Linked DNA regions of Mus musculus: region 2 is linked to region 1. The links are chromatin contacts, found by Hi-C or POLR2A ChIA-PET in ENCODE. All regions are on one chromosome and are shown on one strand. The core of a region is the stretch at or near the end of the contact, and the rest is flanking DNA. Distances in the headings are between cores, read along the strand shown.

Evidence for each region. A loop is a pair of places that touch in the nucleus more often than their neighbours do. ChIA-PET counts read pairs that join two places held with the same protein, here RNA polymerase II (POLR2A).
Region 2: a loop to region 1 is called in a map of heart, with 2.0 times the contacts of the local background. The contact joins the enhancer-like site here to the promoter of F730043M19Rik in region 1. A Hi-C loop is called at or near these places in 2 of 37 maps with a recorded cell type or tissue (T-helper 17 cell and heart). POLR2A ChIA-PET finds 5 or more read pairs at or near these places in 1 of 5 experiments (Patski).

What each region holds. Positions count from the first base shown.
Region 1 is chr12:33,145,648-33,150,617 of GRCm38, forward strand. It overlaps F730043M19Rik (RIKEN cDNA F730043M19 gene), which reads right to left and starts at 1,939. Exons shown (of 6, transcript NR_015602.3): 1 at 1,485-1,939. It overlaps Atxn7l1 (ataxin 7-like 1), which reads left to right and starts at 1,324. Exons shown (of 11, transcript NM_001374022.1): 1 at 1,324-2,268; 2 at 2,786-2,854. The coding sequence starts at 2,088.
Region 2 is chr12:33,191,910-33,196,879 of GRCm38, forward strand. The region is part of intron 2 of Atxn7l1 (ataxin 7-like 1); the gene reads left to right. Among named protein-coding and RNA genes, the nearest start is that of F730043M19Rik, 47 kb to the left of the region's middle. Within about 2 kb of position 3,053, at least 1 of the 3 ENCODE cell types and tissues checked has a DNase peak (open chromatin) inside an H3K27ac peak, as active enhancers do.

The sequences.
Region 1 (4,970 bases), core at 689-3,188:
AGTGAGGTAGGAAAAATAAACAACATGGTCCAACCAGCAAGGTGGGTGGTACACTTGCCTTCCAGGTGCTGAGAAATCTTAGAGAAAAACGAATGGTGTAGGTAGCAAAGTCCTCACAAATTGAGATGCTCAGAGAAATTTAGCAAGAGTGGCAGATGGGATAGATGGATTCATTTAAGTCGAAGTCTATTAAGCAATTTTGGGGACATGTTTGAATGGAACATGTTGGTTTTTTCCTAGCTGCCTCCAGCTAGCTCCCAATGATGGTCCTAGTAGGACACAAGACGTTACACAGCTAAGCCACACCATCGACCCACATATGCTTACATTCACCCAAGGTTCTGCATGGTCCCCTTTTCTAGGCAAGACCAGACCTCAGCTTACTATAAGATCTTCCCAATTTCTAATATGCAGAGCAGATTCCGTTTTCTTGGTGACACATTTTTTCTGAACACTCTTAGCTCATTTCAACTTCCGCCAAGGAACTGGCCCTGCCGTGAAAGTCCATACCCTTGCCACACTGGTCTGGGGTCACTGTACACATGCCTAGCTTCCCTGAAGAGCTAAGCATGATCGTTCTCCAGCTGCAGCTCTGTGAAGACCAGGATGGATCTCCCTCTCTCTCTGACCCTGGGCAACCGGTCCATGAGAAACAATGTTATTTAAAAAGATGCATGGGTGAAGTAATGTCAGGTACAGCGCCTGGCTCATCTAAGATGTCAAGGTCTGAGAAATATTTCCCAAACCACAAGTATTTAAAGTAAGGTAATTCCTTACCCACTGGCACCTTAGTTAGGTAGCAATTCATCCAAACCTGAGAATTATCCATGTCCCATAGAGGCAGGCCCACTCGCGCACACACATCACAGCTGAAAACAAGCCTCCAGAGGTTCCTTCCCCGCCCCCATCCTAATGCAGGTTTTGAGGTTCATGGTGCTGAGTGCCAGGACATTCCAGCCCCACCAGAATACAGCCCAGAATTAAGCAACGCTTCAGTGTGGAGCAGAAGGGCTCCCGGGGACAGCAGTGGTAAGAATGGAAGGATGCTTCACAAATAGAAAAGTTATTGATTACGGGGGTAAGGGTGTCTTTACAGTTTAGGGAATTCCTAGTAAGCAAACAATTCTAAAGAGGTAACAGAAGGTTAAGGTCTCATTTACCAGCCCCTAGGGTCAGAAGAGACATCTCAAAGCGCCACGCGTCTACACACCTGGCAGTCAGGTTCTCCGGTGATGCGAAGTCCTCTGGCCAACCTGCTTGCTCTGTGCAAGTGCTGGGTCTGAGGGAGGGGCTTAGCATCACCCAAGAGCCTTGAGCTCGCTCAGTCTCTGGTGTGCGCGGAGCAAAGTCTCCGCAGTGGCTCTACCAGCTGGGACACACAACCATCGCACAGATCCCCGGGAACGCCAGAGACAAAATGATTTTGGAATTTTGCCTGCTATGAAACCAAGGATGGGATGATCACTCCCCTTGCCCCCACTCACCGGTTTCTCGGAGTTATGTCCATTTCCCCTTTGCTTCTGACTCCTGAAGGCATCTGCGAAGAGACCGGATTCCAAGGCTCACCGAGAGAGGAGACAGGGTGAAGTGGATGGTAGCTGGGAGGTGTACTCTCTAGAGTCCCTGCTCTACCCTGAGGGATAAGGATGGAGGGGTGCAAAACAGCCGATTTCGTTCCCACTAAGCCTCCGGGATCCTTCTGGGACGTCGCATGGTGGGTGACTGGGACTCTGGGAGGAAGAGACTTGCAGCGAGCAAAACTTTCGGTCCTCCAGCGGCGACTGGACGAAAGAACCTGTGCTTCTTCCCGGGGTCGCGCCAGGGTTGCTGGCTGGACAGGGCGGCGGGGCGCAGCATCCTGGCGCGAGGCGACCCTGCCCGGCTGAACCGGCGGCGCACTCAGGCTCTGCTCTCAGCCTGCCGGACTCCGCGCTCTCCCGAGCCCCGCGCACACGGCGCCTCTCTGGCGCCCCCAGCGGCTGCACGCAGCACAGCAGGGCCGGGCAGGGCCGAGCGCGCCCCGCCTCCCGCCTCCTCCGCCGCCCTCCTCCCCCTCTCAGAACACTCAATGTCGGAACGTTCCGAAGATGACGTCGGAGCGTTCTCGAATCCCGTGTCTCTCGGCTGCTGCTGCCGAAGGAACAGGGAAAAAGCAACAAGAAGGAACAGCAATGGCGACACTGCACCGCAAAGTGCCCAGTCCGGAGGCGTTTCTGGGCAAACCCTGGTCCTCCTGGATCGACGCCGCCAAATTACACTGCTCCGACAGTAAGAACCCCACCGCCTGTACCTCCTTTTATTATCCTGTAACCTTTCCATTCACCTAGAGCCACTGGGAAAAAGTGTGTGTGTGAGAGAGAGTGGCCCCCGGCGTCCTCCATGCTTCTCTCTCTCTCTCTAAATAAATACACACAGACACAGACCATCAGAGCACAGAGAGGCCCGGCTGCCAGCAAAGCTGTCTGTCTGTCTGTGCCTGGCTCTCCGGGGCAGGCAGCCTGCGGGGTGGGCTTTCGCAGCCCCACGGTGGTGTCTGTTTAAAAGGCGACTCTGTTGCTGCTTGCATAGTTTTTTTTTTCCTTTCCTTTTTTGGGGGTACCTATCTGGGCCAGGTAGATGGAAAGCCAGACTCGGGAGAAAATGTTGCATTGTCAAATTTTGCAAGATTTTCAGATACAGTATTTAGATCGATCTGTTTGTCAATAAACACTCTCCCTCCCCCCTTGACTTTGGCATCCCCCCTTTTTTCCTCATTTTCTTTTTTCCTTTTCTTTTTCATCTGCAGATGTAGATTTAGAAGAGGCTGGAAAAGAGGGTGGCAAAAGCAGGGAGGTTATGAGGCTTAATAAAGAAGGTAAGTGGAGCTCTTGGCATGTTAGTGTTAGCTTGTGTGGCAGAGTCTTCACAGGCTTTGGAATATAATGTGAATTGTTCTGTTGGGTACAGAGTGACTAAGGCTTGTCAGAAATTGAGCACGCCCAGGTGACTACTGCTTCACTGTTAACTTCCTTCTTCGAAGTATAAATACAACTTGGGGGGGGGGTCTTTCAGTGTGGGGGAGGCTGTGGAAGGCAGAAGTTTACTGCACTCCGCTGGAGTCCACATTGGTCTCTGCCATTCTCCTTGGAGCACCATTGGCCAATGGTGGTGGTGGGGTTTGAAATCCCTGAGTGAGGAGGCATGGGGCTCCCTTCACAAGCATTCCAGCCTCCCTTGTATGTAAATTCACAAGTTTTAATGAACCCCACATGGTCGGTCATTCCGGCAGCTTCTCCACTCTCACTGAAAACCGTTGCACATGGCAAGCCTTGGCTGCAAGTAGCATTTTGTTACTTGTTGCTGGTCACGGTCACAGACTGTAGGCAGTGACCAGGGTTAGGGGTTATCAATATGTGCAGATCTTTGGCCTGCACTCTGACCCCTCCCCCCACAAATCTGTGCTTCCCAGCATGAAAATATGATACCTGAAAGGGGACACATTGAACAGACAATGACCCCAGATCTGGCATGTGAGTGAAGCCATTATGTCAGGCCTGGGCACACCATACACCTTTGGTTGTTGTAAATCAGTGATCCTTGTTTGCAAGCCTGCCATTGGTCACTCTGGCCTCTGGCTTCAAATGGAGCCACACTGGAGGACCTACTTTGTGCTTAAAGAAAGGATGGGTTCGTTTGAATTGTGATGCACTATCTGGAGTCTTGTATGGAGAACTGGCCGAAATTGGTGGTGGGAAGGAGTCATGGAGGGGCCAGAGGAATTGATGGGGGTTGTCAAAAAAGTTCAGACGTAACTTGACAGTAGGAGCATTTTCTCATCCGCGGCGAGTGGAGAAAAGCCATTCGAGTCTGCAGCCTAGTCCACTGGTGAAAGGGGGTGTTGCCCGCAGAGGTGGATGAGACCTGCTTGGAAAGTTGGGACTTGCGGACTCACACCAAGAATTGCCGATTTTCAGTGCCACACTATTTCCTGACCGTCCAGTAAGACGAATCGCTTGTGTTTCAGGAAAGAACGTGGACATTAAAACATTTACATCTTAACTCAAGGGCTGTTCTCCGGCACTGTGTTTCTGCTAATTAAGTACTTTGGGAACAAAACATTATTCTAAAGATGTTTGCCTCTAAATATCTTAGCGTGATCTTGATGCGTGTGTTTAGGATCCTCGGGGGACTGGCGTCAAGCGGGCTTCTTACAAGTGGCAGCTTATTGGTGCTAAATGTTCATGTGTGTTGGCAATGGAAAGGGATCCCCAGTGGTCGCCTCTCTTCCCAGGAAACTCTTGAGGTCTTGAACCTTTTAGAGAGCTAAGCTCTCAGACCACCAGCACTGTATGCTAAAGTTGACTCAAGGCTGTGGCGTGCACAGGATTGGCACGTGGCAGGCCAGGGTGATGAGTTAGGACCATAACCCACAAAATTTATCTTCCTGCTGCCCCATCTATGTCAGACTGCTCTTGTTCTCAGGTTCTCTTTGCTGCACGAGCAAGGGAGAATGAAATGCTCTCCTTCTCTCAGAAATCATAGTCTTGCTTCTTCTCTCCTCTGTCCTGTGAGGGTACAAGGATTTGCTTCGAATTGAATGCGTTTGCAGGAGGGACACCCTGTCGCTGTTCAGTGTCCCAAGCAGTTGGCTTATATAGCCAGGCATGGACTTAATCTCTTTGTTGTGGGCCTCGTGGAGTGGCCTTGGGTGACAATGAGGAATGAGAAGTTCCTGAGGTCTTCCTAGTGTAGGAACGCAGCTTTTCTTACAGAGAACATGTGTGTAGCAAGTGCATGCCCTTTGGTAAGAACTTAAGAGTTGGGCCGAGGCTCTGTGTCACAGTGTGGTCACATTGGGCCCCCTTGTTGGAGTAATCAAGTGGGAGGCCTTAGGGTGGGCAGATACTTGTGAAGGATGATTGCAGGACCCAGCGTAGCCCCTGTGGGACTCTGTGCATCTGTGTTTATGAACATACATGCCTGGCCATGGT
Region 2 (4,970 bases), core at 1,803-4,302, 47 kb after region 1:
TTTCCTGAAGCTTTACCCTGAGCCTTTGCTGGCCTCCTACGCAGCCTGAACGTAAGCTTTGATTTCAAAACTTACCCAAGACTGGCCAACCCTTTGAAGACGCCTTTCCTTAATTACCGTGAAGTTGGTAGATGGCGAGAAGGTTCATTTGTTTTAGACTAAAGCTGTGCTATGCATACTGGACATTCAGCCTTGAATTGGGGCCCCTGATAGGAGTTTTCTATTCTCTCACATTGCCTGTTATGAGAGTCTCACTGGCTGTAGGTGTTTTTTGGCAGGAATTCAGGGTGTTTGGGATGTGTTTGTGAGATGTCAGTCATTTCTTCCTGGCTTCACCTGAGGTCCCATGTAATCACATCACATTCCTTTTAAGATCTTTAACTTTCTCTTTCCTAAGGACAGTACACAGAACCCCCCAGTACCTTTCCCCAGATCCAGCTGTATCAGCATGCTCCATTGGCTTTATCAGTTAGTTAGTCGTGGCCTGGGGAGGGGAAGAGAGACAGAGAGATCCAGACATATATCTTTAACAGTCATACATACTACTTTTCTGTAGTATGACTACATTCCTCATGGTTCTTTACCAATTCCTTCAATGTGTGTGTGTGTGTGTGTCCTAAGAATAGAGTGTGCTCTTGTAGAGCCTCAGTGTGATTTTCAACTTCCAGAAATACAACACCCAAGCACTGACTTTAATATAATTAGGAAAAAAAAAAACCACATCAGAAAACATAAGGATTTTTTCTTCTGCAACTAAACGCTACACCTCTGTTTTCATGTGATTTGTATATAGCAATCTACAAGCCCAGTTGTTTCATTGTTTTAAGATTTTTAATTGGATGTCTTTAGTGTGTCTCTGTGTGCGTTTATTTATTTGTATGTGTTGTATGTGTGCACGAGTGGCAGCGGTCAGAGGAAGGTAGATAGGCAGGGATCCATCGTCTCCTCTGCCAGTTCCATCTGGGGGATCAAACTCAGGTTGTGAGACTTGGCAGCGAGAGCCTTTACCCACCAAGCCATTTCATAATCTTTTTGTTGTTGTTTTTCAAGACAGAATCTCATTGTGTAGCCCTGGCTGTCCTGGAACTCACTCTGTAGACTAGGCTGACCTTGAACTCAGAGTTCTGACTGATGCACCACCATTATTGCCTTTATTTATTTATTTGCTTGTTTGCTTGTTTGTTTGTTTATTTATTTATTTATTTATTTATTTATTTATTTATGAGATAAGGTCTCATTGGGTAATTCTAGAATTAGTAATTCTGTTCTGTGGCACCCACTATGTAGACCATGCTGGCCTCTAACTCCTTGGGGTTCTCCTGCCTCTGCCTCCCTAACCGTAAACCTGAGTGTTAGTATTACAGATGTCCACCACTAGGCCTAGGTTGAGATATTTAATTTTTTCTTACTATGCCCATCTCAGTAAAGTGAACTTCTATGGTACCAATAGTTAAGTAGCAAGGCGTGTGTAGTGAGATCCTTGTTTTCAATCAAGTGATGCTGCTCCTCCTCTCATTAGGGCGTCTAAGCACATCAGGCACGTTGCCCCTTTATGGTGCCCCTTTATGGCTCGAGCCATAAGGGGAAGAGGCTTTTGTCACTCTTTCTGAGCCTCTCTCCTGTTGACTTTCACTGTGAACTCACTGAGTGTCCTAGACCTCAACCAAGGAGTGGTTCTTGTTGGTGACATTTGTCCTCAGTGCGTCTCACCGAGCTCCCTCCGCCCCTCCCCACACTGTGGGTTTCCTAAAATTCTTGGCTTCTCTCTCGCCATTGCTTAGGAATCAAACATTCCAAAACATTGCAGCTGGAAGCAGGACAAGTCTCAACACATTCTTCCCGAGTGAGGCCCTGCTTGTATAGGAGAGGGTTTGAGAGCTGCAGTGATGAGGGGAAGTTCTCAGTGGCCAACTGCCCCTGAAGGCAGAGACCAGGCTCCCTCCACGTGGAGGGGTGGGCGTGGCTTCTCAGGAGTGCAACGCTGGGACTTTCTTGGTGATAGAGAGTTCATCATGTTTCTTATTTCTCTACCTCTGTTCCCAACTGAAAAATTTTTATATTAAAAATTCAAGACAGTGCTTTCATTTTTAAATTCCGTTTTATTTTTATCCGTTTTATAAAAACATAGATTAAAAGTCAAACAGCAGCAGTCTTTCTCAGGCCCAGCCCCACTTCCCAGAGGAACCTCTTTGAACTCTTTTGTTTTTGTTTTTTTTTTCCCCTCCAAATCACTGCCCTCACTCAGATGTCTTGAATGCAGTCTTATTGGTTTTTAAACGTTGCCTGCTGACTCCCTGTGAGAAGGACCTGCCCTTTTTAACACAAGCCCTCCTCACTCCTCTCCATTCTGATAGCCATGCCTTGTGGGGCAGACCCTGCCGTTGGGTTTCCACTATGAAGATGATTTAAACATTATCCACTATAGAGAGAACTGAGAGAGGTGGTGTCTCTTTGCCTGTACAATTGTTCAGCTGTTTTTTCCTGAGCTACACATTATCGTTAAAAGACTGGTTTTACTGCCTACACATGTCAAGTTCTTCCCCAGTGCCCCTGCAGACCTACTGGGTGCCTACTGCTGTCTTTACTCCCAGCTTCCAAGCCCTCCATCATCTGTCACTAAGATAGCCCCTCCTGTAGCTCCCATCCTCCTGCTCTGGCCTAGACTTGTTCATCTGGGATCCCCTTTTTGTGTGATCTGGCTTAGATCCTTCTTTTCTTGGATTGTAAGTCTTGGTTCCTTGTTATTGGTTGGTTGATTGATTTTGTTGTAGTATTGTTTGTTGTTGGTTTGTGCCTTGGGCTGGGGGTGGGGGACGTCTTCCAGTTGCTTCTTGGGAAAATGCATAGGAGGTAAATTTTCAGAGGCCACGTGGAGCTGAAAGTGTCTGGGGGTGGAGGTGGGTCACACAGAATTGTCACTTGAAAACTTCTAAAATTTAAAGGAAGAGCTGGAGATGATTCAGTGATTAAGCACAGTGTGATGACTGGCGTTTGAGTCCCCAGGAACCCATGGAAATGACAGCTGGGCATAGAGGCCTGCCTACAATTCAAGCTTTCAAAGGCAGAGACCAAAGGATCCTCAGCTAGCTAGCTAGCTAGCTAGGGAGATTAGCTGAATCTTCAAGATCTAGGATTGATTGAGAGACCCTGCCTCAGTGAATTATGAGGAGGTGTGATCCTAAAATCACCCATGGCTTCTACATGCACCCCCCCAAACATTCAGATATACACACAGACATGTACACCGCTTTTTGCATACGAAGTCGAAAATTAATTAAAATAAAATTTAGAAGTAGCACTTTACTTCCATTTTGAGTCCTTGATGCTGCTCTTCTTTCTGGAGATTTATAAAAATAACTGTCTTAGTAGACAACCTCAGCATAGACCATTCCAGGGGAAACCGCATGCCTCTTGTAAGCCCTCATCTGTGCATCTCATCTGTGCATCCCTTTCGTAAGCAGCTTCTGAGGTTGCTGTGGCTGCCGACTCTCAGCTGGCCCCACGTCTGCTGCTCCTTCCCTCATCACTCCATAACAGCGGGTTCTCCAGACGTTAGGAGGCAGCTTGGAGAAACACTCATATCTTGGTTTGGTTAAAAAAAACAAAACAAAACAAAAAACACGACTTTACGCCCCCTTCCCCAGCCCCAGGAAACAAAAGTTTGCTGGAGACAGAGGACAAAGAGAACATCCTGAGTGCCGCTCCTAGGGAGGACCGGCCCCACCCACAGCCCCCTACCCCTCTAACTGTCACCCTGTTCCTTATATTCCCTAGGAAAGGATCTTTTGTAACAGGCCTGCGAACTGATTGTTCCCGACTGGCAATTTCTCTGAAGCAGAGTAATAAATATGAAAACCCAGGAAGAGGTTGTTCAGAACATTTGCTTCTTATTTAAAGAATTTATTTTTACATCAAACTTTCTGTATCTTTTCTCAATGTCTAGCCACGAGAAGGTGAGACTAATTTAAATTAAAGTGTTATCTTTTAAACTATTCAAGGAAAGCCGGGTGCGGTGGTGCACATTTTTTAATCCCAGTCCCCGAGGCAGGCAGATCTCTCTGAATTCAAGGTCAGGTCAGTCTACATATGGAGTCCTTGTCTCAGAACCGAGTAAAGTACCTGTACATTAAATAAGTGACAGACTCTGCAGCTCTGCCTGTCCCTCTCCGCTCTCTCCTCCTGTCTTACCTTCTTTTACTATTATTGAAATATTTTTTCATGTATGTATTTTAAAAGATTTCTGAGCTTTGGAGTTAATCACAGAGGCGCAGAAAGCTAAGGTAAGAAACAGAGAGGAAAAAAATTAAAGCAAATAAACAATAATAACAACAAAACGGACCTCAAGGTCAAGCCAGAAGGAAGTAGCATGGAAAACCTAAACGCATATGTAAGTATAATCTGACTATATTCTAACGGATCTGGGTGTCCTGGCTTTCAAATTCTGTAGACCCTGAAGGAATAAACAAAGAACATTACTAGACTGTTTCTCCCAGTTCCAGCCCTTCCTTTTTCAGTGGACTGATTCATTTTCTATTCCTATCTCAAAAGGTCTAAATTTTTTAAAATTTCAGTTATATAACATAGTAATCTTTTTTTTAGATTTATTTATTTATTTTATGTATATGAGTACAATGTTGCTTTCTTCAGGCACACCAGAAGAGGGCATTGGATCCCATTACAGATGGCTGCGAGCCACCATGGGATTGCTGGGAATTGAGCTCAGGACCTCTTAACCATGAGTGCTCTTAACCGCTGAGCCATCTCTCCAGCCCAAGGTCTAATGTTTTAATTTCAGGATTTAGAAGGGAAGACAGAGTGTCTAGACTACATCACTTAAATGACTGGTCAGAGAGATGGCGATCCATCCGTAGGAGCCTACTGGGTCTATTAGGAGATTTTTATACCAGAGAGGAGCCATTTGCTCTCCCAGAGACTCCCAGCTGGAAGCTCAGGGAATGTGGTAGTTTCTG